Regions from separate parts of the Homo sapiens genome. Here region 2 is linked to region 1. Evidence: read pairs that join two places in POLR2A ChIA-PET (ENCODE). Cell type or tissue: Panc1. All regions are shown on one strand.

Region 1 (2,500 bases):
CTCTCGCCTCTTCCCTGCTGCCCATCCTACTACTAGCCCCAGCCTTTGCCTCAGCTCCTCTCTTCCCTCTGAGCCCTTCTAGCCCCTGGCTGCTCAGAATGTGGCCCACAGACCAGCAACCTTGACCTCATCAAGGGGCATCTTAGAAATGCAGGATCTACCGGCACAGCCACACCTTGTGAATCAGAATCATCATTTTAATAAATGATCCAGATGCACACTAAGGTTTGGGAAGCACTGGTTCAGCCCATAATACACACCCTTGTTCCATCAGAATCACATTGCCAGGGCTGCCCTTTCTCCTAAGGAAAGCTGATCTCATGTGACTCTGAAGTCAATGTCTTACCTCTCCTAAAGCCATTAGCCTTTTATTTTATTTTTTATAATTTCAACTTTTACTTTAGATCCAGGAAGTGCATGTGTAGGTTTGTTACATGGGTATATTGCGTGATGCTGAGGTCTAGGGTACAACAGATCCCATCATCCAGGTAGTGAGCATGGTACCCAGTAGTTTCCCAACCCTTTCCCCTCCCTCCCTCCTCTAGTAGTCCCCAGTGGCTGTTGTTGCCATCTTTAAAGACATGAGCCTTTTAAAAGCTTTATCCTCAGCTAAAGGAATTCCAGGCTCATGGGAAACCTACTCTTACCTCCTGAAATTACACCATGCCAACAGCTGCCAGACCATCTCCCTGGAAAGCTGGCCCTGTTTTCCTGCCTGTGAAGTGTATGTCTTCTTCATGCCATGACTGCACACCAGTTTGTGGGGCAAAGTAAGTGTCTTCAGGTAGATAGTACAAAGTACAGTATATTTGTGCAGGTCTATCTGCCACAAGATAATACATTGAGCAAAGAATTTCACTGTAGAGCACACTTTAGTCCCCAGCTGTCCTCCAAAGAAGCAATAAATCTTAACAAGAAGAGAAAAAATGACTAGGAAGAAGTACAATGTGGGTGGGAGGGGTGTTTTAAAAGAATGCCTCAAGACATTATATGTCATGTTCTAGATGCTTAGGATGAATCCCTGTATATTTAGAATCCCACTCTTAGCTAGCAACACACATATTATTATCCCACTGTCACTGGAAACATTTAAGAGCAAAAGAAAAAATTCTCTGGGAATGAAGTAGTACAATAGCTCATGAGGTCTTATAATTAAAGGATATATTTGCTCAAGGGGAAAACAACCAAATCAATTTTAAAAGGCAACAGCTGAGTAAAAGCAGGTTCTTTGTCCATTAGGGGTTGTAAAAGGAAAATTATAACCTGGCACCGTCTTCAGACAGCCTTTGATGTTCAGTCATTCTGCTTGCTGTTGAGCTTCTCTGTAACAATCCACTTAGAAAAAACCCAAGAAATAAGCCTTGGTAAGCTCATAAAGTTTCAGAGTCTTCCGCAGAATTGCACTATACTTCTCAACATGACTCAGAAATATTTAACAATGTAAAACAAGAAATACTTCTGTATGAATATACAAATTTTTCAGGCTTAGAATAATCATAAAGGTAAAATATGCCCGGACAGCGTATTCTAAGTAAGAAAAAATGTATCACTGAAATGAAAACAGCAATTATATTTCACTGTTTCATCAATATATTGCTTGTATTCATCTACATCCCATTTTGTTTAAGAAAAAAAGAGTGAAGCCTGGGCACGGTGGTTCATGCCTGTAATCCCAGCACTTTGGGAGGCCGAGGCAGGCGGATCACCTGAGGTTAGGAGTTCAAGACCAGCCTGGCCAACATGGTGAAACTCCATCTCTACAAAAATACAAAAATTAGCTGGGCGTGATGGTGGGTGCCTGTAATCCCGGCTACTCAGGAGGCTGAATCAGGAGAATCGCTTGAGCCCGGGAGGCAGAGGTTGCAGTGAGCCAAGATTGCACATTGCACTCCAGCCTGGATAACAGAGCGAGACTCCGTCTCAAAAAAAAAAAAAAAAAAGAAAGAAAAAGAAAAAAAGACTGGGGAGGAGATTGAGGGCAGTGTATAAGGATGGAAAGAAAATGGCAATGTGAAATCACCAAAAATCAAAAACAAAAAAAAGGAGTAAAAGCAAAATTACAGATAGGGATGAAATGTTGGAACCTGTAATGAGGTTTGCACACAAAATAATGCAGGCCATGAAGCTGTGTCCACCTGCATGGTGGAGCCATACATTTGCCCCTATGCTTCTAGTAGCCAGCAAAAAGAGGGAAACTTAATCCCAGGGTCCATACATTTTTGTTTTATTTCGTTTTTTAATGTCCTAAAGAAGCACAACTATTCCGGGACTAAAGGGATTGTCCAAATGGATCTTTGCAGGGGAACACAGTGGGCAGTGATGAACAACATCATGACAGCATCCTGCGAGAGGGACAGCAATTATGACCAAACACCCACACGGGCCATGAGCATTCCAGCTAAGCCCAGCACAGACAGGACGGGAGCGTCACGTACATTGCCATCACACAGCGCCTAAGGCTGGCTCTGGTGCCAGACTTGGGGGAGCAAATCCCGGGTCT
Region 2 (2,500 bases), 160 kb after region 1:
TAGAAGATGACCTTTTGAGAAGCAAACCTGAATGTTGATTCAAGCCCAAATTTCCTGGGCTCAGGTGTTAATTTTTTAAGTCTTTGGAACCTCTTTGCCGAGGTCTCAAGCAGGTAGAAGACATTAATAATAATTCCTTATATTTGATTGCGTGGTGCTCTGTAGTTTACTGAGTACTTACTATATATGTACAGATAGGCCCTTATTTGATCTTCACAGGAACCTGTGAGGTAGGCAGAGCTTATGAGCTTCATTTCCCAGGTAGGAAAACTCCTACGTGGTTACGTAACCTGCTCCAGGTGTGATCCCAGGTGCAATCCAGCTCAACAAGCACACTGAGCCTCAGGAGCTCTTGGGATCAGAACCCAGGACTCGATCCCACTCCGTGCCGCCTTCTCACCCACCCCTCTTCCACCAAGTGGGTGGAAATAGCACTTGCTTTGAAATAAGTAACGAATGATCTTTGTGAAAAGGAACCTAAACAGCAGTGGGCCATCTTTATTCACATCTATAGTACCAAGTGCTGAGTAAGGGGATTTTAGACTCCAGACACCCGTCCTGTTTGTCAGGCCAGAGCTGCAGTGTGTTGACTGCACATCTGTCTCTTGTCACTCCTGCTCCTGTGGGTAACCAGCCAGAGTGCCCCTGAGGCAGAGACAGGCCAATCCCTGGAGAGTTCTGCGAGGTCTAGGGAAGAGTTCTTTGTATTTAAAATTTCATGTGAACTTCAGCAGTTTCCTCTGCCTCTGTAGTCAGCTTTTGCCTTTTCAAACTTTAGTTAGATGGATAATGACTTTTACTCATTAGGACTTTTTTCCATTAGTTGGAAACCCAGAGTTGCAATACGTTTCTTTTTTCCTTAGAATCACCGGGTTTATGGGAATAACAATTGGGATTCTCTTTATATAAAAATAGTGGTGGAATCTTGGCACAGGGTTCATATGTGGCTTTGTTGAAGGCTTGTTGTCACTTCCTTATTTGTATAATTTCCCTCCTTTGTGGCCTAAACATGACTTTCAAAGAGTCAAGAGGAGTTAAGTCCTAATTTTTATTTTAGAACATCTGAAAAATGAATTCAGAGAAAAGTGATATTGATGCCTTGGATTTCCCCACACATACAAATCCCAATCTCCTGCTGACTTTTTCTCATGTTTTTGGGCTTCAGGGACTGTTGTGGGATTTGTATTTTGATACTGAAGGACCAACACAGACTGACTTAGCTTCTTGCCTGTGTGCAGGTCATGTGCCACTGTCACTGGAGAGAATTTCATGTTGTGACTTCTGTTCAGATTTGTTTTTTTTTTATGGCTTTCCCATCAGGGTTCTTGGGAGCCATGGCTGCTTCTTGATATCTTCTGTTTCCCTGTAGAACAGACGATTGCAGGCCCGGGGCCCTGGCAAGCTGGGCCCTCTGTGGCTTTCTGAGTCCATTGTGAGGCAGAGGATCAGGTGCGTTTTGGGCAGCAGCCTTCAGAGCAAGGCACTGACCTGATGATTCACACTGACCCCTCCCCTCCGCTGAATTTTCTGACAACCTTGTGACTCTCACATGGGAAATGTGAGTGGTTTTTGAGAAATCTTTACATAAGAGGTTTTAAAATTTTCTTTTGAGATTGCCTCGGTGTTTTTCCTTAAAGTTAGCACATTCTTTGCTTTCTACTTCAGCCTCAAGGACAGGAAGTTCATTCTCGCTCTTTACATTGGGGTGTTGATGTTTGTGGTTTTGTTGTTTTGTTCTTCATGTTACTCATGATGTATTGATATTAATTAACCTAAATACATATGGAAATATTCTTTCATTACTTAGAGCTTATATAGTTCCTGGTGCAGATGTGCAAAAATAGTGCTTTAGTAATTGCTAAGTCACTATCTTGCTTTTCTCTCTACTGTGATTGAGTATTTCTTACATGGAACTATAGCTTCCTCTTATCAACAAATAAGCAGGAAATAGAAATTATGTAAATAAGCAATTTCCATTACCTACTTCACTGACTTGACAAATAGGCATTTGGTCTGCTTTAATTAATATTTTTCAAAATGTTAAGTGCCTGTTGCTGTTACTTAATTTTGCAGGTAGCATTGGAAGTTTCTGTGATTGTACTTGAGTGGGCACTTCTTGTTGAAATTTACCATTGAGACCCTGGTAACACTGAAGTTTGTGTTGACTTTCTGTAGGTGTTTTCACAGTCCTGTGTTTGGTATGGAGAGTGTGGAATTGCATATGGGGACAAGAGGTACAATTGCGAATATTCTGGCCCACCAAAACCATTGCCAAAGGATGGATATGACTTAGTGCAGGTAAGTTCATTATCTTAGGCACTGGGAACACAAAATGCTGATCACAAGATCCTCTGTAATTATTCCTTAAATGTTATTGCAGGGTGGAGGTGGAGATGAGACTAACAGGCTTAAGTCTTATCCCGGACTCTCAAACTCTAACCTGTGGCATACAGTGCAGAGAAAGAACACCGTAACTCCAAAGGCTTAATTTTTCAGGGGC

What was found. Peaks named below come from ENCODE experiments on the same cell type or tissue, not always from the same donor. Only the 100,000 strongest peaks of a DNase experiment are listed, where the experiment ranks them.
Region 2: POLR2A ChIA-PET joins it to region 1 with 12 read pairs; 2 of 35 experiments call an interaction of 5 or more read pairs at or near these places.

The regions. Positions count from the first base shown.
Region 1 is chr18:23,729,809-23,732,308 of GRCh38, reverse strand. All of the region lies in intron 2 of LAMA3 (laminin subunit alpha 3), which reads right to left. Among named protein-coding and RNA genes, the nearest start is that of LAMA3, 42 kb to the right of the region's middle. In Panc1, no CTCF peak of the experiment used is centred here; no DNase peak of the experiment used is centred here.
Region 2 is chr18:23,573,250-23,575,749 of GRCh38, reverse strand. NPC1 (NPC intracellular cholesterol transporter 1) reads left to right here. Exons shown (of 25, transcript NM_000271.5): 2 at 2,176-2,298. Among named protein-coding and RNA genes, the nearest start is that of NPC1, 12 kb to the left of the region's middle. RefSeq lists an enhancer at 1,371-1,665. In Panc1, no CTCF peak of the experiment used is centred here; a DNase peak (open chromatin) is centred at 1,519.